Linked DNA regions of Mus musculus: all the other regions are linked to region 1. The links are chromatin loops, found by intact Hi-C in ENCODE. Cell type or tissue: left cerebral cortex. All regions are shown on one strand.

What was found. Hi-C counts contacts between places; a loop is a spot of excess contacts. Peaks named below come from ENCODE experiments on the same cell type or tissue, not always from the same donor. Only the 100,000 strongest peaks of a DNase experiment are listed, where the experiment ranks them.
Region 2: a loop joins it to region 1, with 10 times the contacts of the local background. A loop is called at or near these places in 14 of 42 quality-filtered maps.
Region 3: a loop joins it to region 1, with 7 times the contacts of the local background. A loop is called at or near these places in 20 of 42 quality-filtered maps.
Region 4: a loop joins it to region 1, with 4 times the contacts of the local background. A loop is called at or near these places in 16 of 42 quality-filtered maps.
Region 5: it touches region 1 in a loop (2.4-fold over the local background); 2 of 42 quality-filtered maps call a loop at or near these places.
Region 6: a loop joins it to region 1, with 4 times the contacts of the local background. A loop is called at or near these places in 11 of 42 quality-filtered maps.
Region 7: it touches region 1 in a loop (5-fold over the local background); 24 of 42 quality-filtered maps call a loop at or near these places.

What each region holds. Positions count from the first base shown.
Region 1 is chr14:54,640,274-54,644,273 of GRCm38, forward strand. It overlaps Cdh24 (cadherin-like 24), which reads right to left and starts at 1,091. Exons shown (of 12, transcript NM_199470.2): 1 at 948-1,091. It overlaps Acin1 (apoptotic chromatin condensation inducer 1), which reads right to left. Exons shown (of 19, transcript NM_023190.3): 17 at 3,668-3,992; 18 at 3,451-3,551; 19 at 1,888-2,775. The coding sequence ends at 2,455. Mir6948 (microRNA 6948) reads right to left here and starts at 2,837; the gene lies at 2,776-2,837. In left cerebral cortex, a CTCF peak has its summit at 1,633 (motif pointing left); DNase peaks (open chromatin) are centred at 583, 1,218, 1,554, 2,223 and 1 more place; H3K4me3 peaks cover 1,302 bases; H3K27ac peaks cover 850 bases.
Region 2 is chr14:54,057,599-54,061,598 of GRCm38, forward strand. It overlaps Tcra and Tcrd. Among named protein-coding and RNA genes, the nearest start is that of Gm30392, 64 kb to the left of the region's middle. In left cerebral cortex, a CTCF peak has its summit at 2,368 (motif pointing right); a DNase peak (open chromatin) is centred at 2,381.
Region 3 is chr14:54,226,251-54,230,250 of GRCm38, forward strand. No RefSeq gene overlaps it. Among named protein-coding and RNA genes, the nearest start is that of Dad1, 26 kb to the right of the region's middle. In left cerebral cortex, CTCF peaks have their summits at 1,847 (motif pointing right) and 2,047 (motif pointing right); DNase peaks (open chromatin) are centred at 1,255, 1,922, 2,017, 2,594 and 2 more places; H3K4me3 peaks cover 1,159 bases; H3K27ac peaks cover 413 bases.
Region 4 is chr14:54,582,071-54,586,070 of GRCm38, forward strand. 4931414P19Rik (RIKEN cDNA 4931414P19 gene) reads right to left here. Exons shown (of 7, transcript NM_028890.2): 4 at 3,866-3,927; 5 at 3,582-3,685; 6 at 2,909-3,021; 7 at 1,593-2,636. The coding sequence ends at 2,211. Among named protein-coding and RNA genes, the nearest start is that of Ajuba, 6.4 kb to the left of the region's middle. In left cerebral cortex, a CTCF peak has its summit at 1,767 (motif pointing right); a DNase peak (open chromatin) is centred at 1,784.
Region 5 is chr14:54,411,288-54,415,287 of GRCm38, forward strand. It overlaps a transcript of Slc7a7 not described here. Among named protein-coding and RNA genes, the nearest start is that of Slc7a7, 3.1 kb to the left of the region's middle. In left cerebral cortex, a CTCF peak has its summit at 1,651; DNase peaks (open chromatin) are centred at 1,656 and 2,804.
Region 6 is chr14:54,526,593-54,530,592 of GRCm38, forward strand. No RefSeq gene overlaps it. Among named protein-coding and RNA genes, the nearest start is that of n-TRacg6, 11 kb to the left of the region's middle. In left cerebral cortex, CTCF peaks have their summits at 1,343 and 2,047 (motif pointing right); DNase peaks (open chromatin) are centred at 1,073, 1,276, 1,644 and 2,047; H3K4me3 peaks cover 551 bases; H3K27ac peaks cover 383 bases.
Region 7 is chr14:54,567,666-54,571,665 of GRCm38, forward strand. It overlaps Ajuba (ajuba LIM protein), which reads right to left. Exons shown (of 8, transcript NM_010590.5): 4 at 3,936-3,998; 5 at 2,712-2,842; 6 at 2,580-2,631; 7 at 1,811-1,879; 8 at 1-1,391. The coding sequence ends at 1,266. Among named protein-coding and RNA genes, the nearest start is that of Ajuba, 8.0 kb to the right of the region's middle. In left cerebral cortex, a CTCF peak has its summit at 1,550 (motif pointing right); DNase peaks (open chromatin) are centred at 925 and 1,564.

The DNA of each region.
Region 1 (4,000 bases):
GACCCAGGGGCCAGAGACAGCGTGATTGAAGGCTTGGGGCCAAGAATCTGGGAGGGTCTGGCAGATGGGGAAGACCAGATGAGAAACAGACAGACCACGGAGAGAGAAGGGCAGCAAGAGAGAAAAGCAAAGACATCAGGGAAGCAGCCTGAGTGTCTGAAAGGCAGAGAGGAGTCCTGGGTACCAGGCTTGGGAACTGGTAGGGGCAGGTGAACCTTTCTCTCTCTCTCTCTCTCTCTCTCTCTCTCTCTCTCTCTCTCTCTCTCTCTCTCTCTCTCTCTCTCTCTCTCTCTCTCTCTCTCTCTCTCTGTGTGTGTGTGTATGTGTGTGTGTGTGTGAGATCAGGCCTCGGAACTTCATTCTGGTAGAGTAAGCTACTAGGAGCAGTAGAGGTAGGGAGGGGCTGCGGGAAAGGAGGTGGAGAGAGAGGACCCTTCCCATTTCTCTCCCTCCTCCTGAAGGGGCCCATGGTCAGGTAGCTGTGCCCCTCCTCCTTCCCCAGAGCAGACACACACCTGACAGGCCGTTTGCTCCCCAGAGAAAAGAAGCCAGAGGGCAGCAGGGGACCAGAGAGGTAGGCGGGACGAAGAGGAGAGAAGGAAGGAAACGGAGGAGTGGGGAAACAGGATAGCAGGAGGGAACGAGGAGAGGAGAGGAAAGGAGAGGGAGGTAATGAGAGAGAGGAAAGGAGAGCGGGAAAAGAGGAGAAAGGTAAAGGAAGAAAAAGGCAGAAGAGGTGGGAAGAGACAGGGCAAGAGGGAGAGAGAAGGGGCAGAGAGGCGGAAGGGTGAAGAAAAATCGGGAGGCAAAGGGAGAGAGGTGTGTGAGATGGGAGAGAGCAGAGCGCGGGAGAACCGAGCCGGCACGGCTCTCAGCCAGAGCGCACCGCAAGCTGCGGACCCCCCGCTGCCCCCGCGAGGATTCCCGACCCGGGCAGGCGCCCTTACCTGGCACTACCGAGGGGCCCGGGACCGCGAACAGCGCCCCGCCCGCCTCCGTCGCTGGCTCCCGGGGGCACAGCCCCAAGCCGATCCAAGCCGGCGCCGCGGCTCCGCTGCAGGTCTGAGCGGCCCCGGCGAGAACAAGGGAGCGAGACGGAGGGGGCGGGGGAAGGAGGCTCCGCCTGCCGAGGAGAGGCGGCTCGCGCGGGAGAGGAGAGCCCTGCCTCCGACCCTCCCCAGCCAGTCCCCGCCCCCGCGGCTCCCGGGCTGCTGGGCGCATACAGATGCGGGGCCCCTCCCGGGCCAGCCCGCAGCACGGCAAGGTACAGGGGTAGCACGGCTAGGCTATTATTCCCAGGGCCTGGCGGAGGAGACTCAACACGATCGGCCAGCACAGCACCTGCGGAGGCACACCGTGAGGCGGGGCGCTGGGAGAGCACTGCGGGAGACCCGGCTTCACGTTCTGGATTCGGGTGCGGCTGCGAGGCTACCGACTCAGGACCTTGTGCGGGTCACGACGGCGAGTTCAGTCAGCTAGGGTGAACTTCAGGATGGCAGGGGAAGCAGGAGTCTAGGGAGCTCGCCAGGGACAGGGGAAAGATAACGGTGGGCAGTGAGAACCTTTTTTGGGGAAGCTCTTTGCAAGATCTAAAGAGTGTGTGCACCCCCTGGTGGCAGTTGTGGGAAGCACCTTGAAGGGCGACCAAATGCCTAATTGTGCAGGGGGACCGGGAGGCCGACCCTGCCGGCTGTTGGGGTACTGCAAAAGAAACAGGCCACCCTATTTCCCAGAGTAAAAAGACATACAGCTTTGGACTGATTAGAGACAAAGTGGGGATGAAGGTTCCCGAGGAAGGCCGCTGCCCCAGAAGAACGCAGATGCCCACCGTCACAGCCATTCACCTTCCCCTTTCACCCAAACTCTTCCCAAGGAAAGGCACTCAAATGCTAGTCAAAACTAAGTCAGATTTTTATTTTTCCATAGACCACATCATTTAATAATAAAAAAAATAAAAATAAAAATTGAACAAAAGGAAAAGGTGGCTATAAAGTGGAACCAGCGGGCAAGAGACTGCAGGCCAGAGAACAGGGGACTGCAGGGGCCTGGGACTCAGGAGAGGCTGATTCAGCTCATAGGTGACCCAGTCCTGGCCCCAGCTGTCCCCAAAAGGCTGAGTACCAAGGGAGGCGGAACGCAGGATGGAGGGAAAATGAGCGTGGGACACTGGTTATTCCCACGTACGGCCACATCTTCCCTTCATAGCCTAGCTCTTCCCTCTCAGACTTAACAGGAAGAAAGGAGAGGGCCAAGTTCCAAGAGTTAGGTTGGGGAACAGGGAGATTGCCACTGCTCCATTTGATATGAGGGGACGTGTGGCAGTTATAGTTCAGCACTGAGCAATGGTGTGAGACCCTTGGTTCCAGGGTGGTGGTGACTGTACCTATCCCTCTGTGGCCTTTGACCTCCCAGGACCAAGTGGCAGGTACCTGCAGCTCTCTAGTGTTTTCTTGGCTAGCGGCGCCCACCCCGGTCCCGTACAGGTGTGCTTCGACTCCGGCTTCTGCTGTGGCGCTTGGTGTCTCTGCGATCCCTCTCCCTGCCTCGGTCTCGGTCTCGCTCCCTCTCCCGCTCTCGGTCACCCCTGTCCCGCTCTCTCTCCCTGTCCCTCTCTCTCTCCCTGCTGTGCTCCCTCCTCTTCTCCCGTTCTAGCTGCCGGTTCCGTTCCCGCTCAGCTTCCTTCTCCCGTTCCTTTTGTTCTTCTTCTTCTCGTTCTTTTCGCCGCTTCTCCCGCTCCTTGGCCCGTTCAGCTTGCTCTGCCTCCTTCTGAACAATCTGTGGTCAGACAGGAAGGACAGAGGCAGAGAAGTGTGTCACAGTCCTGTCTGAACTGATCCCAGGCTGTGCTTCTGGGGTCACTGTCAGTTTCTATTAACAGGAAAAGGGCAGACATGCAGGATGAGGTGCACCACCAACATCCTTAATGCATGGTAGGGCTGCTGGCACCAGTCTCTGATATGTCTCTAGCTTTCATCATGCTACACACACACAAAGCTGAGTAGCATTAAGCCTGAATTTCTCCCAGAAAGCCCTTGCCACAAAAGCCAGACAACTTAGTTCAGCCCTGGAGTCCATGGAGAGGTGGAAGCAGAACCACACCCACAGACCTGACCTCCACATGAGCAACATGGCAAGCGCATCCTTTCCTGTCCCCAACATACACACCAACACCACACGCAAGATTCTCATAGAAATGCCAACGTACAAGACGTTTATAACAAAGCTTTATAAGACACGCATTGCTTGGCTAACGAATCAAGCTCCAAGAAGCTTGGCTAACAGTTTCTCAAACCCACAAGCTCTAGTTCCTGCCTGGCGGCCACTTTCACCCTCTCCACAGCTCCCTCCTCTCTTCCTCTCCTAAGCCAATGCCAGGGCCTACACTGTGGGTCATGCTCATCTCCTGGGTGCAAAGACAGCTCCAGCTGCTGACAATGGGAGAGTACTCACTTGGCTCTCAGTCAGAGGGAGCCAATAGATGCAGGGAGCTGCCTTAGTCTTACGGAAGAGGTCATCCAGCAGCTTGGCAGGTGGCTCCTCCTGGGCTTTTTCTGAGGCGGGAGGAAGAGAACCAGATCTGAAACATAAAATCCTGACCCAACCCACCTGGGTCCCTGACCCTCCAGCCCAGAGACAGGCACATCCTGCCTTCCTCCCAGCTAAGTACCTTTCTTTTCACTCTTCTTTTCTTTAGATTTTGCTCGCTCTTTCCGGCGGCGGTCACGGGACCGTGATCGGGAGCGGGGTCCCTCTCGAACTTTGTCCCGATCCCATTCTCTCTCAGACCGAGTCCTCTCCCGGCGCTCCATTTCCCGTTCCCGTTCTGCCCATTGCTCTCGAACAGCCCTTTCCTGCTCCCGCTGCTCAGCCCGGGGGTGGGGCGGTGGCTGGACTGGGGGTGGGGGTGGGGGATGCAGGGGCCTTGGTGCTCCCTGTTCCTCTGCCTTAGTTTCAGATGGCCGATCTACCAAGAGTCCCCGGTGATAGTCCAGCTGTGGGC
Region 2 (4,000 bases), 580 kb before region 1:
GCAAGCTATGCCCCCAGCAACAGGACTGTTAAAGGACTAGGCTTCCGGCTGCGTTTTACTTCAGTCCCCAGTTCCATGTGGCTTGCTAAGAAGGAAACTAGGCACCAAGGCAAAGGTGGGGAGGGGGGAATAAATCTAAGCTGTTCTGAGTTGAGGCAAAGACTGCACAAGAGTGAAAGAAAAAGGCAAGGTACTGAAAGGCATGAGCTAATGTCCAACCTTGTCTGAACAAGTCATTTTCCCACACATGCATTCTGAAGACTAAAGGAACAGTATTACATACACTCTTTTGAGCTCTTTCTGACCAACATTTTTCTGTTAAAGGTTATGTTCCTGGGGAGCTGGTATCAAAGCTTCTTGCTGCTTGTCAGTAAATTTAAGAGGCCAAATCTGTGTAAATTTAAATTACATAAAATCTCTCCCTCGACTGCCTGGTCTCAGAATAGCCCCCCTTTCACTGGGCATTATCGCCGGGGAATATAAACGCCTTTATCATAGGAGCCCAGGCTTTTGAAATTTTGGCATAATCGAATTTCCTCCTCCCAAGGCATATTAAACAACATTGCAGGATAGAGTCTAATTTGCTTTTAAGAGAGAGGTTCTTCTCTTTGCTTATTTGAAGACTATTTCTATATAACAAATGAAGTGTTCTCTGTGACCACCCCCCTGCCAGATGGCAGTGCCTGGGAGCCACAGTCACCCTAAGGACAAAGATTGATGGGATTGTGAGGGGAAACCAGCAGGACACTCTGTGCATCAGGGAGGAAGTGGGTACCAGATGAGCAGACACCTACAAGCATCAAAAGGTGGACATATACTTAACTAATGAAGTACTGGAAGATGGGGGCAAGCACGGCAGTGAATTGGCCTTCTCTGTCAGCTGGTGGGGAAACCTGGGAACCTGGTTGTTGTTGTTGTTGTTGTTGTTGTTGTTGTTGTTGTTGTTGTTGTGACTGTAGTGTCAGTGCTGGGACAGTATGGATTTTTGAATGAATGATGAATGAACATGTCAATCAATGCATGAATAATAATAGCGAGAAGGGGAGGAATCTGTTGTAGATCAATGTATTTGGGCTCTGGAGTATCCCGCCCCCACCCCCGCCCCCATCCTCATCCCCACCCCCCACCCCCCCACCCCCCACCCCCGTGTCACTCATTATCTTTCTTCCCTGGGGAAGATAACTGACAGCTAGAGAACAGGCTGGAGGTTATTGGGACTTTAAGAGCCCACACATTTTAGAGAACATTTTACCATCTTGATTCCCTGGGCAGTTTGACTTGTCTACTCCTGTGACCCAGTCTTTAGTGAGACCCAATTTTCTGTGTAGATGTTTTTTTTTCCATTTGGAGAATTGATGCCACCTTGACTGCCATCCTTCTTTCTCTCTCCCTGCTCTAACAATAATATCCTTGAGGACTCAGACTGTGTCATTCGCTAGCTTTCGTGTCTCGTTTGCTGAATATTGAAATGTCGAGTACATATGAAAGGATGAATCAATTAATGAAATTAATGAGCACATGTCAAGGCTTATGGAAAAAGACATTAACTGCTTGGTTTAAGGACCAAAAAGGAAAAGAAGCAGCATCATTCTTTGCGTCTAGGTCCCCAGCCCAGGAGTAGCTTCCATCCTTCTCTGTTATGAGCACACAGTGGTGCACAAGCACCTGCACCCTATGCATAAACCCACAGCTGCTGTGTGCCCTGCCCTGCCCGGGTGCTGCTTGCCATGCTCAGGAGCTGCAATAAGTTCAGCTCTTCGTGTCGCTTTATGCCTTCTTCCTAGGGGAGGTTTTCTAGCTACCCTGAACCTCAAGCCGATGGATCAAGGCTGAGGACACACTCTGATGCCGACACAGACAATGGAGCAGACAAGGTCAGCCTCAGGAAATGTGGTACTTGGAGCACCATTAGCCTTGGACTAACTTGAGCCTCCAGGGATTCTCTATGGAAGTAAGTGGATGGACTGCAGGAAAGATACATGGGGTTCCCGTTCTGTTCTAAGCCTTTTTCTCCCCAACCTCTAAGGGGTTTCTCAATATATAAGGAATTTAGCACGAAGTGGAGGGGATTCAGGGTCCCGGCCAAAGAATTTGCCTTGAGGCTCACAAGATCTTCCAAGTATGTATGCTAAGTTTTTATAATTAACATTTAAAATCAGTTCGGTGAGGGAATCTATTGGGGGGCTCTCCGGCTCCGGGAGGCAGTTCCAAGGTGGCCCAGGTGGGCATCAGTTGATAACAAGAGATCTGAGGAGGCCATGGTTATCATTTTGTTCTACTTCATTGTTCTTAATATCCTATGCCTGTTTCTCCAAAGCTGAGACTGCCTCTGATTCTGATCTTGCCATGAAGAAGAGTCAGGGGACCACTAGATGGCAGCAGATGGTAAGAAATGTAAAGTACGGGCAGGCTCCTGGAGAGCCCGGGCTTGAAGCCCTCCATTTTGCTTTGCATCTTTAATGAGATATGTGAGGAAAATGAGTCCCTTACATGCCAGTTACAGATGCCACAGCATATGGAGAGATGCTGCAAAACAATCTTTCTCTGTTTATTAAACAGGAGGCAGCTACCCAGTCACTCACTGCATCCTGCTGCAGTTGTCCTTTAAGTTGGTGGCTACTATTGTTGACAAGGTAATAACAAGAGAAAGGGGGTGACAGAGTGACAGAGAGGTGTGGACTTGGAGATTACAAGGCATCTCCAAATAGAGGTACAGGGCAAATTACTAGCAAAAGGTGAGAGACCCTGTGTAGCTTTCTGCTGTCACGTTCCTCCCCTGGGGTGTCTGCTGCTCTCTCATCTCCTTGGCAGACCTTGGGGGTTCATTTATCTAGAACCCCTATTACCACTAGACAAGCTCAGTGGTCTGACCTTTCACCACAATCCCCAAATGGGAAAAGGAGCTCTGGGCATTTTAAAGAGCAAACTGTGCTTGCTTCTGTAGCAGACGGAAAAGATATCGCATGACCAGAATGCATTAGGATGCACCTACATATGGGGACTTGCTTTCTAAGCTGTCCAAAACTAAAGTAGGGGTCCACTCCTGCTGGCAGCAGAAACAACACAGCCTGGAAGACACAGCTGTGTGGTGTGTCCCAGGTCTGAAGCCAGACAACTTGGCTGCTTCTTTTCTGTATTTCTATAATTCTTTTTTCTTTCCTTCTCTCTTTCTTTCTTCCTTTCTTTCTTTCCTTCTTTCTTTTTTTCACCATTTACCCAGTACAACAATACCCTATTGAGTTCTTCTAAGCCAGGGTATTTAAAAGCCTTGGGTGGTTTCTGAGAACAGGGTACAAATCTAGGCACCCCTCTTTGGCCTGTTGAGAAACTGGACTGTCCTCCACTAACCACAAAACCCATGGTTACCAGGACTTCTCGGAGTCATTCATTAAAACAGTGATATTGAGGTAAATAATTCAGTCACTTTCCACACAGAGGAACTCGGGCATGGAACTAAGAAACAGCCTCATCTCTCCTGGTCTTCATCCCTTTCCTCTCTTTAGCCCTCCATGGACACCAAGGTGACCTGCCACTGCTTTCCAGTCCCTTGAGAGTGACTCCAGATGCCAAAAACTCTGCCTGTCTGAGTGACCTTAAACAGCCTGTATCCTGTTCATGCCTCATCTGTGATGTGTAACTTGAGGTCCTGGGATTAGATGATGACTGAGTCCTCTTCCAGCTCCTACCATCTTGCAGCTTTGCCTTCCCAAGCTTCTGTCAGCCCTCAAAGGATGGCACACAGAATACAGTTTCCAACAATAGGCCAACTCAGCAGGACCTGGCAACACTTGTTTTCCAGTAGAGAAGAATTGTGGCTGTGGTTGGACTCTTGTTGACATTCTTTGTCCTCTGAAGGAAACAAACCCGGAGGCTTCAGATGTCATTGACACCAACAACAGGGCCTGGGGTGGTCACACCCTTGTGGAAGAAACCTGCCGAGCTGTTCCTGTGGGCTCTGAAGTTGCCTAGTCCAAGACTGAGGATGTTTTAATAACTATTT
Region 3 (4,000 bases), 410 kb before region 1:
AGGGCCAGCTGTAAAATGGGTATCTCTAGAGTCTAGATAAATGCCCTTACTCCCTAAGGGGTTTTCTGCAGGCCAGCTCTGAAGGCAGAAAAAAAAACGGACCCTTCACGTTCCAAGGCTAGAACTGTGGAAAGTGTTCTGCAACGTTGTCCGGTGCAGCTGGAGTCACAGTTCAGTCCAGAAACAGGCAGGCTGGACAGGTGTGTGCTCTGACCACTCAGGCCACCCCCTGAGGCTTCAAGGGTTTAGTTTTGTCTCATTTTTGTTTGGGGTATACCATAAAATCCAACTCCCAAAGCTCATGTCTAATATCAAATCTAATAGTGTTTTATTACCAGGTGACATGTTGGCAAGGGACTATAGATGACCCTTCGGATAGGAGGAATACCTTGCTCACCAGTAGCTCCTCCATACCTAGTGCAGTACCTTGCACCCAACAGATACCAACAGATGACATCATGACGGTCAACACAGTCACTGGGAGGGACCTGAGCTGGAGAGGGAACGTAGTGGCGTTAACAGAGGCCAGGTGAGCCACTGTCTCGGTTTTGCAAGGAATAGAGTAGCTTGGCAAAAACTATTAGAATAATCAGAGCTTGAGTGGTGCGCCCTTGAAGAGTTCAGACTCACATTAGCTTCATGACTGTTGACTGAATCCTGCAGGACAGTTACCAGGAAACACTGGCTTCTAAAAGTCTAAAGACTCTGGTCCTACATGAGAACCAGCATCCAGGGCCAAAGGTCACTTAATGTCCATTTCAGTTTCCCCAGTGACCCACACAAACCCACTGAAACCTAGTTCCTCGAGCAACATGTGGGAAGAAGGGCTTCCGGTTTACAAAGCAGGAAGTCTATATCCAGCCCACCCCGCCCTGGACAAGATTGAAGTCTGGGTCCCCGAGGGATATTTCCCAGAGGTGAGTGTGAGAGACCTGTCAAATACTGTAACTCTTGCATGTACTGGCTACGGGTGGGGGTGGGGTGGGGTGGGGGGCAGTCTGAAGGATCGCCAGCCCTGCTTTGGGTAAAAGCCACATGGGTAACACAGCTGTCTCCTTTCATACAGACACACAAGGCATAGGATTTCCTCCAAGAATCACACAGACAGCTGCACCCTGAAATGGGTAAGCTGGTCAGATAGTGAATCAATAGCCAGAAGTAGAACAGGAAATGGAAAAAGTTTCCCACTTCCCTCCAGGTGTTTGGGTCTGAACAGCCTCCCACTTCCATGACGTCACGGCTGCTGACATGGGCAAACAGGTCCCCCTTTGAAGCTCTCCCGCAGAAGCCACATCCTCTGGAAAGAGGAGTTAAAAATACAGAGTTAGAGATAAGATCTCTCCGGGCCACGTGCCCAGAAGAGGTAGGCTGGGCCGTTACACCGCAGCCCAACCACAGGTGCAGAAAAGAAGGCCACGGAGAGCACATTGGGTGGGGCTTGCAGGTCTTGGTGGTAACACCCATTCACAGCAGCCGGCTGGGGAGGCACTGCGGCTCCACTCCCAAGAAGTCCCCCTCCCCTGACCTCTATTGCCCTCAAATTAGACAAGTCTATATACTTAGTTCAAGGGAGAAAGTCTATGTCCAGTCCAGCTTGTGCTGGACAGGTTGTGAAAGAGGCAGCTGCCTACACACACAGCTAAGGCTCGTTCCCCAACAGATACCTTCCACAAGAAGCCCCATTCGCTCTCATTTCCACTCCAGGAGGAAATTTAAGTGTCAAGAGATAACCCTAGTGGACATCTGTCTCTCAGGGTCCTAGGAAGTCGCAGAACCTGAAACCTGAAAAACTTTCGTCTTGGGAGTCCCACTCTGTTGTAGTGTCTTAAGGTAGCCACACGGGGGCAGCAGTACTCCACCAAAAGGCTTTCTCCCTCGGCGTGTTTATTCGGGATAAAGAAAATCCCTGCATCCTACGGAAAAACTCTTTCCAAAGGAAAATAAAATGACAAGTGGCTTCTGTTTCACAGGGTCCTGCCCTGTGCCAGTCACTGGACTCCAGACTTGTGTGATCCTCTCTGCCTGCAAAGAGTCTAGGGTCAGGCCTTCAGGCAGCAGGGGGCACTGCCTACCCAGGTTTAGGAGACCTAGCTACAAGAGAAACCCAGAAAGAAACTACCCTGTTGGAAGCCAGGAGATGGAATATGGGGCCCGGCAGGCCCAGGATCCATGACTTCACTCTGTAGCCTGTAAACCCGCAGCCTCAGTTCTCCTCTTTGTACCAACATTCTCTCAGGTAGTTTAGAAACGAAGGCTTTCTTCCAGCGGGATACCTGTTAAAGGGCAGACACTGTGTCAGGTTTCAGGGACTCTGACTCCATACAACTAAAGTTTAAGAAATGGCCAAAGGGGTCGCCCATAACAGGTACTCACATGCTAGGTGTCTCTAGGGAGAAAGGACTGATGGGAAAGGAGAACAAGGGTTTGGAATTCGGGGCGGTTGATCTGAACCTGGATGATGGGCACATCGGGGTAGATGCCTGTCAAAATGCATCCAGCTGGAAAGCCTGGGTTTGCTGCACCTCAGTGTGTGTAAATTAAACTCAAGATTGCCTAAAGTCAAGGCACAGACAGTCCGGGCACTGTGTGAGCATGGGAGACAGACGTAATGGCTGTAATTTTATGGCCTCTGTTAATATCTTCCTGGCAGTCCTCAGGCAGGCAGGGGTCAGGCAAAGCAGGGTCTGTAAGCTTCAGTGTCCTTCGTGGCACATTTAACTTTCCCCTGTCTCTCTCCATTTTCCATTATTCACACGGAGACCGGAATGCATGCCCACCTTCTCTCCCTGTTGTCTGAGGAGATAATGGTATGCTAATGCTTCGCGAACCGAAATCCCCAGGCAGACACAAAGCAGTGGGATGGCAGCACGAGCGAAAGGATGGACCATAATCCTGCGCGCTTGCTCGGATGCACCCATGCTGCGATAAAAGCAGCCTGCTGCGTGAGGATGCCGGCGCTCACATAGGCTTGGGGCCCGCCAGGTCCCCCGCTCAGCAGCGGTCCCCCACCTCGCCCGTGACTGTGGCCCCAGTAGCTTCTATCACGCACATCTGTTACTCCTTCCATGACTTCCAGCTTTTGCAAGGTCACAGTTTTTTCAGGACCACAGGACCCCACGGTATCCCATGGCCCCCCTGATGCTTCTCACTGTATCACCTGTGAGGAGACACATTTTTTTCCCTCCTCTCTGGCACCCCAGGGGCTTCCCTGATTGTAGGATTCCTTGAGCCAGTAGTAGCAGGATACAATCGCTCCAGGCACCTCCCCTCAAGGCAGGTTTTCTGAGAAGCATTCCTCCTCCAGCCAGTGTGTCCTACAATATCCTAGGGTGTGTTTGTCCTGGAAATGTGAGCATACCACCCTTCCAGAGTCCACAGGGCTGGGCAGTGGTGGCGCACGCCTTTAATCCCAGTACTTGGGAGGCAGAGGCAGTCTGATTTCTGAGTTCAAGGCCAGCCTAGTCTACAGAGTGAGTTCCAGGACAGCCAGGGCTACACAGAAAAACCCTGTCTCCAAAATAAATAAATAAACAGAAATAAACAAAAACAAAAAGAGAGGCCACAGGATTCCAGTTTTGAAGCCCTCCTGAAATCCACTTTGAAACCATCCAGTTCCTTCCATTCTCTGAAACATCCACATTAAATTTATCAACCAAGGAAAAATAAAGAAAACACCAGATGGAAGAAGCACAGACAGACGTAAGATGGGACTGGCAGAACTTGAGAGTGAAGTGGATCAAATAACATGGTTTAGGTTGTGGGAGCAACTGGTCTGTTTCATGGTCAGTCTGGGCAGGAAATACCCAAGGTAAACCTAAAAGACTGTGGTCAACAAAACTGCAAGACGCGATTTTTTTTTTTTTTTTTTTTTTTTGGTTTTTCGAGACAGGGTTTCTCTGTGTAGCCCTGGCTGTCCTGGAACTCACTCTGTAGACCAGACTGGCCTTGAACTCAGAAATCCACCTGCCTCTGCCTCCCAAGTGCTGGGATTAAAGGCATG
Region 4 (4,000 bases), 58 kb before region 1:
TCAAGCCTACCCAAATCCTGCAAGCCTCGTTGTATCAATTCTGCTTCCTAGACACCTCGGTTGCTTGCCCGCCCTTCCCCATCCCCCACCCTCACTACCCCAATGGCAGGACACAGTCAGGCTTGCTTCCCAGCCCTCTTCTATCCTGAGGTCAAGAGAGTCATACCATACACAAAAATGATCGTCTCGTCATCTCAAGCGTTTCAGTGAGGGCTGTGGTGTAGCTCATTTGGTAAAATATTTGCCCATTACACTGGAGGCCCTGGGTTTAACTTCCAGCACCACGAAAAACCAGCAGGGTGACATGAGAGGAAGAAGCACAAGGATTGGGGACTGGAGGTTATCCTTGGTTACATGATGATTTCAAGAGTGAGCCTGGGCTACAGGAAACACCCCTCCCCCACATTTCCAAACCAAATTAATTCCTCTCTGTAATTTCTTGCTGCCCCTCAGCCAACGACTGTATGTCGCTATGTGACTTATGGTCTCCTGGCTCTTTCCTTGGCGTCATGTCCTCCTCTAACCATCTACAGAAGAAGCAACCCTTGCCTGCACTCACTCTTGCCTCTGGACTTCTGTGCCTGGTCTGTTTGGCTCGTCCTCCTGGCCTTTGCCCCTCTCCTGGTTAATGCCTCCCCCTCTTCCAGGTATTACTTTAAACCTCACTGTCTCTGATAGGCCACACCCAGCTACACAAGCATGTTAGTGACCCCAGTGATCGCCCTTATCGCAGGTCATTTGCCTACGCTGTCACCATGCTTCCTGACTGTTCAATGAAACCTGATGGTCTCAGCTTACCAACTTTGTGCGCACAGCCCCTAACACAGTGCACGGCACCGGAGGAATCAGTTGATTGCTGTTTGCAGACAGGGTCTCATGTAGCCCATGCTGGCCTCAAATTTGTTGAGTGACCGAGGAAGACCTTACTCTCCTGATACTATTGCCTTTACCCTCAGGGCCCATTACTGTTTGGGTTTTTGTTTGTTTGTTTAGTTTTGGTTTGGTTTGGTTTCCCTGAGACAGGGTGTCCTCAAACTTCTGATCCTCCTGCCTCAGCCTCCCTATTGCCAGAATTACAAGCCCACCACACTCAGTCTTAATGTTTGTTGAATGACAAACTGAGTTTAGAGCTGTTTTACTTCATAATCCATTTGGAATGTTTGTGTGTGCATATACATACACCTTCCTCTGACTACAGATTGGCTGGCAGGACTAAGAGATGCCTACAAAGCTGTGTTTCTTGATCATAAGAATGGAAGAGAAGCTGTCAGTGAGGCACAGGAGTGGTTTTGTTTGTGCTGTTTGTTTCCATTGTTTGTTTTGAGACAAGGTCTCACTTTGTAGACTGGGTTGGTGTGGAATTCATAGAAACCCACCTGCTTCTATCTCCTGAGTGCTGGGATTAAAGGCATGTGCCACCATGCCTGACTGGTTTTGCTTTTGTTTTTTGAGGCAGGATTTCACTGTATAGCCCAGGCGACCCAGGAACTCACTAGATAGCTCCGGTTGTCCTTGGAGCCACAGCAGCCTTCCAGTTTCAGCTCTGAAATGCTGGAATCCTAAGCGTGTGCCACTAAGCCCAACAACAGGAAAAATGTTTAAGCTTTAATTTCCTCACGTGTAATATGGAAATAATAAACTTTTCTCATATAATCCAACAAACAATAACTATCATTTAAAAAATCCAAACAATAACTATCATATCTACATCCTAATTCCAAATAGCGGTAAGCCCATAATTCCCTGCTCAGACTAGAAAGCCCATGACTGAAACTTCCCACCAGGGGGCAGTATGACCCTGGACTGCTCTCTTCAGCCTCCGGGGCAGCACAAGACCAGCAATGTTTCTCCTGAGCTGTGGGGTACAGTGGGGTGGGGTGGGGTGGGAGAGTGGGGGGCAAACCAAATCAGAGAGGGGACATGGATCAAGGCCTCACGACATGGATCAAGGCCTCACGACATGGATCAAGGCCTCATGTTTCTTTGGCCCATCCTCCTTTGCATCCCAGGCTCCTCTGAGGCACTGTTTATACTTAGGGATAAACATTTTCTGGGCTGCCATTCACAGGGAGAAAGACCTCCCCTGCCTTCTACATAAGTTCTGCTATTCCACTTCAAGTGGAAACTATGTTAAGAAAAGCAGATTTTCTTTTACCAATCCGAGCCATCCTTTCCAGGATGTGGAGAGTGGGAGGAGCCAGTTAGCCTTGTTATAGAGTGTATTCATCCTTTTCCACCTTGATTTCAATAAACGAGTTCAAGTCAGGACAGGATGTCTTGTGGGGCTGGTCATAAGATGGGGAGACAGGTCCTTTCTCATTGCCCCCTCCTTCGTCTTCTTGGAAATTGGGGTTGTACAGCTCGGGAGGAAGGAGTTGGGCCTCCACAGAAGGCAGTCTGTCTGAGGGAGGCCCGTAGACGCGGTTGGCTTTGGTGCCGTGCTTAGAGTTAGCATCCAGGTGGTAGCAGAGCTCTGTGAGGCGCTGGGCCCTGAATCGGGGCGAGCGGGCCACCCACACACCTGGCTCATTAAGACTGTCCTCCTCGTCGGACATCAGCTCTTCTGTCACGTCCTTCCACAGGTGCTGGTCCTCGGGTCCGAAGTGCCTCATGATACTGGATCGATTGGCGAAAAGCTAAGTAAGGTAGGACCCAGGGCAGGGATTGGGAGAATTAGACCATTGGTTTGTAGAAACGGTTTATGTCGGGATAAAGGAAACGTAAACAATTCTGTGCCTGAAGGAGACCAGTGTTCAAGTCAGGTCCTGGTTGGAGTGGGCTCACCCTCCACCTGCCTGTCTAACCTCCAGTCTGCCAACCCTGTTCTCAGCTACTGTACCCTTTGGCCTGTCCCTCACATTACAGCTCATTGGGAACTAGGGTTTCAGATCTTGAAAGGAAGGCCTACCCGGTATCGGCGACTTCGAAGTTTCTTCTCCTCTTTCTCCTTTAGGCCTTTGAAAGGGTTGAGAGAATTGCGGTACTCTCGCCTCTTGGTAAGGAAGTAGGCCACACAGGCTCCTAGGGAAGGGAGACAGCAAGAAACAGAATCTTCTTGAACAAGGGTCCCCAGCCCGTACAGTGCTTGCTGAATGGACAGTTAGAACCACCGCTCAGCAGCCTGGGCTTTCCCATGAGTCATTTTTTTTGGCCCTAGGACATAGTATTCAGGGTCAAAAGGGCTGGCTTCTGGTTTGGAAAGAAGGCTTATGGTTTGAAGAGAGCCTCTTGCCTGAGGCGCTAGCCTTGGAATCACAGGTATGAGGTAACATACAGAGTTGTCATGAGCTATTTAAAATATATATATACTATATGCTCTATCTGCATGTACACCTGAATTACATAAGAGGGCATCAGATCCCAGTATAGATGGTTGTGAGCCACCATGTGGTTGCTGGGATTTGAACTCAGGACCTTTGGAAGAGCAGTCAATGCTCTTAACCACTAAGCTACCTCTCTGGCCCTCATAGTGCATTATTTTAATGCCACCTAAATCATCCCCATGCTTCCTCCCTCCCGACCAAGGACAGGGAGTAGAAGGGGCAAGCAGAAGCCAAAGCAGAGGGGGTCAGCGTCCTTACCCTTCAGCTCCTTGTCTGTGTAATTGTGGGGGCTCACCATCAGCTCCTGCTTGAGCTTTTCCAGAAGGAACTTCACTACTGAAATATTCCAAGACGACTTAATGCTGTCACGGAGGAGGGAAAAAAGAGTAAGGCTGACGACTTTTGAAGCACCAGAGGAAAGAGACACACTTAGAATGAGTTAGCTTTGTAGTAAAGTCCTTGGTACCATACAAGCATCTCCCCTGTCCCACTTCCCTCTCAGCAAAGCACCCCGTAAACTTCTTCCCCCCAAGAAACCGTACCTTTCTGACCCATTGAATCTCTTGTCATTGGTGATGTGGTTATGCACATTGTGGACCAGTTTCTAGGGGAGGGGAGAAAGAGTCAGGTCAGGAACAGACAAGCAAACATTCCTCTGGTCCCAAGGTGAAGAAGCA
Region 5 (4,000 bases), 230 kb before region 1:
ACTCTGCCTCAAAAGAAAAAAAAAACAAGCTAACATAATAATAATAATGTGTGTGTGTATGTGTGTGTGTGTGTGTGTGTGTGTGTGTGTGTGTGTATGGAAAGTTGGAGTATAGCTCAATGGTAGAGCGCTTACCTACCCCCAAGGCACAAAAATAGTGTGGAAATAAGGTTTCACTGAACTATGTTAGACAGGCCCAGAATAAACAGAAAAAGTTCTACAATTTGAAATCACAGTTTATTCTACCTTTATAATCGACTTTAACTCTGGTATACTGAGCCTTTTTTGGCAGCTTACCTGTTCTGAAACCCAACTGTGTATCCCTTCTTCTTCTACCTCTTCTTCACTCTTTGGTTATTCTACAGAAATAGTCAGAGACAGTTCATCTCTATGCTCACTCACCCTCCCAGCCCAGCCCCTTGATGTTCTTAGCTAAACCGAGATGGGATGCTGGGCTTAGGCCTCCCAAAAACTGTGCTTTGAGGATGGAGAGATGGCTCAGCAGTTGAGAGCACTTTCTGTTCTTGAGAAGACCCGAGCACCACACCCAGCACCCACATGGCAGCTCACAACTCCAGTTTCAGGAGATTTGATGCCCTCTTCTGGACTCCATAGCTACTAATACATACACGGTACATAAACACATGCAGGCAAAACACCCATACACATAAAAATGAATTTTTAAAAAAATTTTAAAGATTGCATTTCTCACAAGGCAGCCCTACATACATCTGAGATCCGTCTTGAAGACACTGCCCTTTCCTCCCAGCCTCCCCTGAAACACGTCCATGATGGTAGTGCTAACACTGCCTGAGTCCTTGTCCAGGCCAGACACCCCACTGTGCATTTCAATGCATTAGCTCGATGGAAAGTATGCAGCCAGGAAGCAGGTACCACACACTCTGCAGGGTGCCAAGTGGAGAGGAGGCAGGCAGTGAAGATCACACAGCTGTGCTGTCTCCTCAGCTTCCAGCTCTCTGGCCCGTCATTGTCTCTGGTCACCAGACCATCCCTTTAGACAGGAAGCCACCCCAGGTGGCTCCCTAATGAGTTACCTACCTAGGGCGGACTAAGATTAGATTGGAAAGCAATCTGCAGTCTTTAGGGGGACAGCCTGGGTGGAATCACTGTCACTGCCTTCCGGCTGCACCTCCCATTGTCATTTGGGGTGAAAAAGAGAAGTGACGCCCGGGCATGGTGGAGCACACCTTTAACCCCAGCACTTGGGAGGCAGAGGCTGGTGGATTTTTGAGTTCGAGACCAGCCTGGTCTACAAAGTGAGCTCCAGGGCTACACAGAGAAATCCTGTCTCGAAAAACCAAAAAAAAAAAAAACAAAAAAAAGAGAGAGAGAGAGAGAGAGAGAGAGAGAAGTGACAATGTCTACCCAGAGTACTGTGACTTCTATTGAAGACACAGAAACACACATCAAGACACCTGCCCTTTTAGGATCAAAATGCCCTTGCCGTCAGTGGAGTACAGACTCAAATGTGAATCCCTGGAAAGAATAAGGGAGAAAAGGATGTGAGGGTCCAGGAGGTTGAGCTCATGATTGATAACAAACAAACAAACAAATATACAACAAAAACCAGTGAAGTCCTTAAGGAATTGAAGGATGGATGGAACCCACACCCCAGCAAACAGCATGCCCTAGTGGTCTCTCCAGGAAGTACAACAAATGGAATCCTCTTTCCAGCTGCCAGTAAGGCCTCTGCAACCAGGCAAGACAGGCTGCCTGCCATTCATGGAAGTGCCCCCTCTTTCCTCAACCACTGCCTAGCACCAAAGGCAAGAAGACACCCCTTTTGGCTCTCACTGTAACGCTTCCACCACTCTAGAGGAACTCAGCCAGGGCAGATTTTACAGATGCTGACACACTGCTTGTCGTTTTCCCTTTCTTTTGCTGTGCTCATCGCTAAGGACATCATGGCTATTCCAGAAAAGAATACACTCATCCTAGAGCCTAAAGAAGTTCCCAGTCCAGGCCTTCCAGGGAGCAGGCAGCAGAACACCAGGCACGGAGGGCCTGGCAGAGCAGCTAGCCAGTGCTGAACTACCATGCTTCATGCTTCAACAGCACCACCAGAAATGCCCTTCCTCCGGGAACCTACACACAGCTCGGAGTCTAGACTCCTCTGCCAAGCTCAGTGAGCTACTGCGAGAACACCCTCTCTCCCCTGAGAGACCCCAAGCCTTGCCTTCCGCTCTTTAACTGGTCTGCATTGCCTCCCTTAACAACAGAAACAAAACAGATACATGCTAGTGTAGTTGGATTCCTCACCAGGCCTCCATAGCTCCATAGCCCCTCCCTCTCCAGTTCTCCATTTGTTTTTCTATATTCCACTATAGCTCAAACCGTTCCTTAAAAAAAAAAAAAAGTGAATTAAAAAAAGAAAACTGTTTACTGCTCTGACCAGAGCTTCCATTAACTACAGCTGAAGTCTCCGGACAGAGAGCTCTACCTAGACAGTGCCAGGGATAGGGGCCAAGAAATAAGGTTCTTCTTCCTCTCTCTCTTTGGCCAATTTTCAGGTACTCCATCCTCCCCCTGCGCTCCCTACACTTCCACTGCCCTTGCTTCCCCTCCTCTTACCTGTCCGGGAGACCTCTGGGCAAGTGCAGGGAGGAGGGGGCTAGCAGCACACTGGGGTGAGGGGTGGTAGTTAGAGAATGGGGGTGTGACTTCAGCAGCTGTTGACACGGAGGAGCAGAAAAGGCAGAGGGTGCCTGGGACCGAAATGGAAAACAGGAAAACACATGTGTGACTCTGGCCGGCGGTGGGGAGGGGCCAGAGGACGAGCCGGAGCTGAGACTGCCTGGTCAGACAGGGAGGTCCTCAGAGCCTGCTGCCACCCGGGCATCTCCTCTGCCGGGCTCCTCCTCCCCACCTCAGCCCAGAGCCTTCCTTGTGGCCCTAGCTTGCTGAGTAGTTAAGTGCAAAGGAAAGCGCCCTCCCGAGCCTCTCCTCCACTCTGTGTCCTAAAACTCTCCAACCTGCCTTCTGGGCTTATTTATGCCTTTGATCTCAAGATCCCGCCAGTGAAACTCAGCAGTCCTAGCTCAACAGCTTGTGCCATTTCAGCATCTAAAACAAACCAAGGAGGCCAACGAACACCAACAAAGGCCACCTGTGGGTACAGACAAGTTTGGACTCAGATATCAGCGAGCGCGAGGTCCCAGCTCAGATCTCTAATTGGCTGAGGAGTTGTCAACAACGGGTCTGAGTTACTAGGTAAAAACCAACTAGGCCTGTGCCACCCTGGGCACATTCCTAAAGTTGGCAGCTTTTCAAACCACTGTTATTTAAATATCTGTTAAATGTTTACTTTGCAGAAACAGAGAAAATGTGACCCTGGACTGAAAACGAGGAGAGGTCTGGGGAGATATTTCTGCAGGAAAAACAGCTTGCCTTCAAAACCTGACAAGCTCATCTAAGCCCCGAAACCCACAGAGGACAGAGAAAAAAAGCCACTCCCAAAAGTTGTCCTCTGGCCACACGTGGTATGCAGGGTTTACCCCTCTATTCCCTGCAGTCAGGTCTCTGTGAGCTCCTGTGAGTTTGAACCCAGACTGGCCTACATCGTGAGTTCTAGGACAGACAGGGATACATAGAGAAACTTTGTCTCAAAAAAAATTTTTTTTTCAAAGTTGTCCTCTAGTCTCTACACATGCACTGTGGATACACACACACACACACACTAATAAAAAAAGTGTTTACGGGGCTGGAGAGATGATTCGGGGGTTAAGAACACTGGCTGCTCTTTCAGAGGACTTACATTCAATTCCCAGCATCCACATGGCAGCTCACAACTGTCTGTAACTCCTGTTCCAGGAGATCTGACACCCTCACACAGACATACATGCAGGCAAAACATAAAATAAATAAAAAATAAATAAAATAAAACTTTTAAAGTTTAAACTAGACGAACCTCTTTATATTCAGAATCAAAAATATCATTTCTTGGTAGGCATATTAAACCACTGAAAATGTAGACCATACA
Region 6 (4,000 bases), 110 kb before region 1:
CCCAGCCCCTTAAAACCTTGTTCTATAGAAAGGGGTTGCAACCAAGGCTTGATCCTGCCCCCAGTATAGCCACAGCTCCTTTTCCAGTGACCCTAGCTTCTTATTCCTTTCAAATTTAGGGCTGACTGAATACCAGAGCCCGTGAGACAATATGTTGAATCTGTTGATTTGGTTAACCTATAATTAAAAAGTGTACAGATTTAGCAATGCACAAGTGCAGCCTGCTTCCTTTTCTCCCCTCCTTTACTTTTTTTTTGATATTTTAAATGTATTCTGTGACATTTTGATATGTTTATACGGTATGTCTTGATCATATCCAACTCTCACCCTCCCCTCCCAATCTCCCTGGACCCTGAAGCATCTCCCTCCTACCTTCCTGTCTTATGTTAAAATAACCCATCCAGCCAAGCGCTTGTGGTGCACGCCTTTAGTCCCAGCACCCAGGAGACAAAGGCAATCACATCTCTCTGAGTCTCGAGGCCAGCCTGGTCTACAGAGCAAGTTCCAGGGCAGACAGAGCTATGCAGAGAAACTCTGTCTTGAAAAACAAAAACAAACCAACAACAATAAATAAATAAATAAATAAATAAATAAATAAATAAATAAATAAATAAACCCATTGAGTCCAATTAGTGCCTCCTGCATGCACATAGTTGTGGGACCATCCATTGCAGTATGGGTAATGTACCAGCCTACATCCCCAAAGAAAAGTGACTCCCTTCTCTGAGCAGCCATAGGTTGCCAGCAGCCCCTCAGCTCTTCTCCATGAAGCCCCACCCCCCACCACCCCCCACCCCCACTTCGTGCTGGAACGTCTGCTGCCTCCACCTTGTACGGGTCCTAAAGAGGAGCCACCACTGCCGTGCGTTCCTTAGTGTTAACAGCCGTGTCCTTTCCAGAGGACAGCGCTTCACAGGGCTCCTCTGACCCTCTTCTTCCCTGTACCCTGACCCTCTGGGGGATCCGGGAGCGATAAGCTGGGCTCCAGGCAGTCTCAGCACTTTGATCCTCAGGAGTCTGCGCTGACCGACCGCTGCAGCAGAAAGAGGCTTCTCTGGCCAAGGCTATAACGGCAGCACTGATGGGGGAATACTGTGCTATAATGAAATTCTCAGGTCCCTCTGGCTCTAGCGGGCTCCAAGGAGCCCGGTCTCTGTAGCCTTTGTTCCCCGGGGTTCTGAAGTACTAGAAGGAGGAGTTGTAAGGCCTTTTCCGGGACTTCCCTCAAACCCTGCAGGTCATTGTTCTTTTCCAGTCCTTCTGACACAGTACATGGGGAACAGATCTTCCCTGACCAGTTCTACTGCCCCTCCCCCAGCTGAATGTTGCCATTTGGTGCTGATGCTAGAAGGCGTTCTCTTCTGCTCTCTGTCTCCCTCTTTCTTTCCCTCCTTCCTTTCCTCACCCCTACCCTTCTTCCTCACCTCTTGCTTCCAGGTTTTCCTCTCCTTCTCTTCCTTTCTTTCTTCTTTTTATGTGAGTGCCTCTATATATATCCTGTCTTAGCCTCAAACTCATGATCCTCCTGTCTCAACCTCCCAAACGCGAGGCTTACAGCATGAGCCACCAAGACCTGGCATTCACAGCTGTTTCTGTCCTAGCTACCATACTAAAACTTCAGAGGTACTCTCAGTGGTTTCCAAGCAGACTTTAAACAGCAAAGCCTTTAGGGTGGCGTGTGGTACTGTGCAGCCATACCCGGCCCGAAATGCTCCTGATTCTTTGATAGTTGCTTAAGGTAACCAGATACATTCTAGCTAGAATGAAACCCATGTTGTCCTAACCTACTAAAAATGCCTCTCCTTGCACTCAAACTGAAAATCCAGCTGTTCTCTTGGTGCCCGAACCCCACTTTCATCGCTAAATACCCAAATAAATTGCATTTCGTGCATTTCTGCATCTCTCCCACAATGTATAAGGAAACCTTGTTTTTGTTCCTGCTGAGGTCCCTCAGAATAGGTCAAACAATGTTAGTGAGGGGAGAGCTCAGATGACAGGACCCTAGAGATTCCGCTCTCCGTCGACGATGACCAGGCTGGCCTCTAGGGGGCGATGTTTTTCTACCTTTGGAATCTGGGACTAGTGCAGGGCTGAGCTTCAAATTCAACCTTCCTTGAGAACACGGAGTTTGTCCAAGAGGCCCAGAGTTTTCTTGCCAGTGTGATTCTACTCCACTTTCTGGAAGTGATTTTCTTCTCTTATCACAATCACTTAGACTTATCAGACAGGCAGAGGGCAAGTAAAGGGAGGAGCTAGAACCACTGAAGAGTAGAGGTGAAATAGTACATGGTTTCTGAAAGGTGTGAGCAGAGGGTAGCCAGGAGCCACCACACCAAACAAACCTCAGCCGTCCGGTCCGCGTGCCTGCCGAGCCTCTTCCCACCTATTCCACCGCGGCACCACAGGCCAACTTCTGTCTCCAGTAAGGGAAAGCACGAAAGGACCAAGGGAGACATAGCAGTGCTTGCTTCCGGGGGTAGGCACTCCTTTTGTCCCTTTCCCTCTTTTTTCCTTGAAAGGTGTTTTTTTGTTTTTGGTTTGGTTTGGTTTTCTTGCAAAACTGAGTTCATGTCTGGCATGGTGGCACACGCTCTTAATCCCAGGACTTGGGCGGCAGGCAGATCTCTGTGAATCTCTATATATAGCAAGTTCTATGCCAGCTAGAGCTACATAGTGAGACCCTCTTGAAAGCCCCCCACCCTCTCTCTGTCTGTCTTTCTCTGTCTCTCTCTCTTTCACACACACACACACACACACACACACTAAAAATCAACAATATTCATATACCCAGTAATTATTTTTTTCCATAAAATAGATGAGCACATTAATTTGTAATACCAGCAAAAAGCAAAAGGAATCTCTAAAAACAAACAAACAAAAAAAGGAAAGGGCAGAGGGGCTCAGGAGAGAATAGCTGGCAGCCAAATAAAAAAGCTGCATTTGGGGCTGGAGAGAAGACTACTGGTTAAAGCATGGACACCTCTCCTAGAGGATCGGAGTTCGATGCTTAGTACCATGTCAGGCAGTTTCATCGCATGGATACCCTCTTCTGACCCCTATCAGGCACACCTGTGTTACTAGGCATATATACAAATAAAATGCTCATACATATAAGATAAAATAAGTAAATCTTTAAAAATCTTTTAAAAAGAATAAATAAAGCAAGACAATAAATTGGGCAAGATACACATGAAAAGATTCAACAAAACATTCCTTAATAGGGTGAACAGGAAGCAACCTGCACATCTGTCGTGTATCTGTTAGTGTTTGCCTTCCAAGGATGATATAGTTTTTGAGGTAATCTCACTACATAGTTCAGACTGACCATAAACGATTCTGGTTGGCGTCAAGTCAAGATCCTCCTGCCTGTGCCTCCCTAGTGCTGGGATTATAAGTGTGTTCCACTCCACCCCAGCTTCTATTTTATTTTTATTTATTTGTGTGTGTGAGTGTGTGTGAGTACATGCGTATCTGTGTGCCCATGAAAGCAAACAGAGAGGACTCCAGATCCCCCGCATCTGGAGTCACAGGGGGTTCTAAGTTTCCCAGTGCCACTGCTGGCAACCTGCATGAGCAGCAAGAGCTCGCACCCACTGAAGCACCTCTCTAGCACACCCGTTTCTTTTTAAAATTATCATCCTATTACTTCAAATACCAAAATCTAGTTTGATTCAGGATAACATCTAATTAAATAAGGAAGCTGTATGCTGTCAGAAATAGCAGGACGAACTATCCTGTGATTTCCAGATCTACTAATTACCAAGAGAAAGTATTGAAAGACCCCACCATAAGGCTTAGCAAGCTAGCTGCAGTAACGCCATTTTGCAAGGCATGAAAAAGTACCAGAGCTGAGTTCTCAAAAGTTACAAGGAAGTTCAGTTAAAGATTAACAGTTAAAAATCAAGGCTGAATAATACTAGGACAAGGGCCAAGAACCGATGGTGCCCACCTGGGCCCCGGCTCAAGGCCAAGAACCGATGGTACCCACCTGGGCCCCGGC
Region 7 (4,000 bases), 73 kb before region 1:
CGCTTGGGAGGCAGAGGCAGGCGGATTTCTGAGTTCAAGGCCAGCCTGGTCTACAGAGTGAGTTCCAGGACAGCCAGAGCTATACAGAGAAACCCTGTCTCGAAAAACCAAAAACCAAACAAACCTCTGACATACTCTTGATGAACAGGCAGGAATCACTGAATGCTCAGTGCAATGAAAAGAACAAAACATGTAGGCAGCTATAAGAACACTCAGTAGGGGACAGGACTCTTGGCAACCTGGTCATCAAATGAACTTGAGTTCCAGCCAGCAAGTGACCTGGCTTTAAGACATCCTGCTTAAGGGGAATTCAAGTTTCAGCCAAGCGGCTAGAACCAAGTCAACCTATTTTTCTTCTCTCCAGCTTCCCCAATGCCTTGAGTGGTGGGGTTGTAACAGGTCAGATCCAATGCAGGATCCCTTTTAAAAAGGGGTCTCAAAAGATAGGCTACTGCTAGGGAACTAAGCGTAAGTCACCTGAGAAAAGAGGAGTAGGGAGGGAGGTGCACAGGCACACGTGGCTACAATGTATCCACATATGCTGGGCTACAGGCTCAGTGCACTTAAACAGGGGGAGTGGGGCTAGCCTGATGCTTCAGGGACATCCTACTCACCGGCAAGTTTCACATCCAGAAACCTGCTCATTTCTTCCCCCAGAAGAGCAAAACAGCAACCAGGGACAGGCCCCAGTTAGCCTCCCCAGGTCCCTGAGAAACAGGCAACACAGGCAGCAAGGTCCCCCAGAGCTGGTCCCAGTCCCAGCAGACAGACACGGGGAGCTCTCTAGTCCTTAGGGAGAGAGCCAAGAAATGGCTCATCACAAAGTCCAGGGCTTCCAGCCCTTAGCGCAGACAAAGATAGGATCCCGTGGGAAAGGTTCCACTGACTCCATGCATAGGGTACAACAGACTGGGGGTGGTTTCTGTGATGCCCTCATGTGATCCAGCACCAGAACATTGTGTGACGTATATAGAAACATACACTGGAAAAATACATTATAATCTGGCGTTCAGGAAGTACTGAAACCCGCCTGCGTGTGCTACATCCCATCTACTGTAGCACAGGCTGCACGCAATGAACACCAGTCAACTCTCCCGGCAACCAGAAGGTTCCTCCTCCGCAGCCCATTTGGAATGTTAGGATCTTTGGGTCTCTGGCCTTCGGGGCCTCCCCAGAGACCTCTTCACAAGGATTGCAGAATACACTCCTTGCCTCCGCTGGCCAGAGAGTTTCTCCACAGTGGTGGTGGCAGCAGTAACGTCAGCTCAGATATAGTTGGTAGAGGGCTGCCGGGCACTGAGGCGCTGCATGTGACAGCCGTGGCAGAGCAAATGTCCATCAAGAGGGAAACAGCAGCAACCTTCCTCGTCACTCAGCTGCATGCGGCAGTCCTAGGGAAGAAGGCAACTGGTTCACTTCCACCCAGGCTCCCTACCCTGAGGCCATCCTGGGAGACTCCGGGTGACTGGACAAGTGAGTGGTAAGGCCCCAGGGAGGGTGAAGGGTGAAAGGGTGGACTTGAAGTGAAAACCCGAGAAATACTTCTTCTGGACACCAGGGGTCGCTGCAGCAGCAGAAATCATGAGACAAGCCCCATTCCAGCAGTTCAGAGGCTGGGGAAGCCAGATTCCAGATTTAAAAAGAACTAGGATTAGAAAGAAAAGCTAGAGGACAAGAGAGACTGGACATAGGTCACTGCAGTGTCCTGGTTTTCTGTATCCTAAATCCCTCCCACAGATGCCCAGTCATTCCAAGAATCCCCCTTCCAAATTCCGATTTCCCCACATCATCCCCGAACCCCAACACTTACCTCACAGTGGTAGCACTCAAAGTGATAATCACGGTCCATGGATATCACCCTCACAATGTCCTCACAGCCCTGAAACACGTAGAGTCCCATGGGGGATAAGCAGAGCATGGTGTCCCCAAATCCCCATCCCATACCACAGAAACCCTCCTGCTCCATCAAGAGGGTTTATAAAGGCCTCTTCCCGCAGTTAGATTCCACGTAGCTAACATGTAGCTTTGAGATCTTTTAAGCAACTCCTACCAGAATGCTACCCACTACCCTGGCACTGTCCATGCCTCCAGGCCTCTAGCTCCCCTCCACACACAGGGGCTCAGCCTTACTTGCTAGCTTCCTCCTGCTGAGAAGCAGGGGGGAGGGGGAGGGGCAGGGGAAGGCAAAGGCTGAGCACAAGCCAATATAAGGAAGAGGCTGTAGCTTTTCCTCTAGACATACCCTCTCCACACACAGCTCAAATAATCCCTGTCCCTTTTTTTTTTACCAGTTTAAGGACAGTTTCACCCCTTTTCAGTCCCTGTATCTGGTGACCTTGACTTCCAAAGAAAGCCTTGTTCTCTGTACGGGGGACAGAAGATATGGAGCCTGGGCCCAGCTAGTCTAGGTCCGGATGTTTAGGTCAGGGTGGTGACCCCAAGAGCAGAGTCACACGGGAATCTTTCACAGAATGCACATTCCTTCGAAGTGCCACTTCCCAAGGGCCAGGCTGCATGTCCCCATCTCCTCCCCAGAGGCGGCAGCGCTGGCCGCCCCGAGGAACTCTGGATACACTGACCTCTGAGGGGAGGATGGGTTGTCCGCAGGCTGCACATTTCGGGGCGTAATTTCTAAAAAAGAAGACAGTGATAAGTGAGGCTGAGGACTCCCTGGGCCCAGGCCCACATTTCCTCCCAGGGGTCAGACTCACTTGTGGTAGTCGGTAACACAGTACACCTGGTTGGAGAAGTCCACAGTGAAGGGGACGCCGTCCAGGCACTTGTTACATACGATGCATCGGAAGCAGCCCGGGTGATAGGACTTCCCCATGGCCTGGAGGATCTAGCTCACAGGGCGGGCGGGAGAAGGATCAGTGTCCCCACAGCCTCTCTCCAGCTACCCATCACGTTCCTTTCCACCACCAACCCCACCCCACCCCCAGTCCTCCTAGAAGAATGCTACCTAATTTGAGGGGACCAAGGAGTCTTTCTTGGAGACAGGGTCAAAAGTATCTTAAGACTGGCCTTAAAAACTCTATGGAAGCCGGGCGTGGTGGCGCACGCCTTTAATCCCAGCACTCAGAAGGCAGAGGCAGGCGGATTTCTGAGTTCAAGGCCAGCCTGGTCTACAGAGTGAGTTCCAAGACAGCCAGGGCTATACAGAGAAACCCTGTCTCGGGAAAAAAAAAAAAAAAAAAAAACCCACAAAAACAAAAACAAAACAAACAAACAAAAAAAACCTCTATGGAGCCTGGCAGCAGCAGGACAGACCTTTAGTGCTAGCACTTGGGAGGCAGAGGCAGGCTGATCTCTGTGAGTTCCAGGACAGCCAGGACTACCTGAAAACCCAAAACCAAGAAGAAAAAATAGAGAGAAAACCCAAACCTCATCACCGCATAGCTGAGGATGGCTTTGACCCCGACACCCTCTGCCGCACTACGGCTGGTTTGCGCAGGGTTGAGGATGGAGCCCAGGCTGTCTTGTGGCATTCGCTCAACTAACAGACCACCCCTCTTTTTTATTACAATTTGAGGTGGGTGCCAGAATGAATTCCTTTTGTCAGTTCTTCCCAGGTAGCTACTAGACAGCAACAGTCAAGGATCATGGATCCTGTAAACCTTAACCCAATTCCTTCTTCTTATACAGAAAAGAAAGCTGAGTTCCAGCTGTTTCCGACCAGTAGCAGAAAAGGGAGCCGATTCACGTAGCTCAGGCTGGAGGGCAGCTGTGTCCAGAATCAGGGAAGGGACAGATCACAGACGCCCTTGGAGGCTGAGACTACGGACTGGCTCTCACAGGGGATCACCGTGAGGCAGCTTTGGGGAGGACGGGTAAGAAAATGACCATCTAGCAAAAGGCTCTCTATTTGCAATGCCACTAGTTCTTGCCCTTCAGGCCGGTGGCCCCCAAAACCCAGCTGAAGGGGCGTTCCTTACCTTCTCTAGAATCAAGTGGCCGCAGACACAGCACTTCTCAGCTGCCTCCTGAAACCCTGAAAACT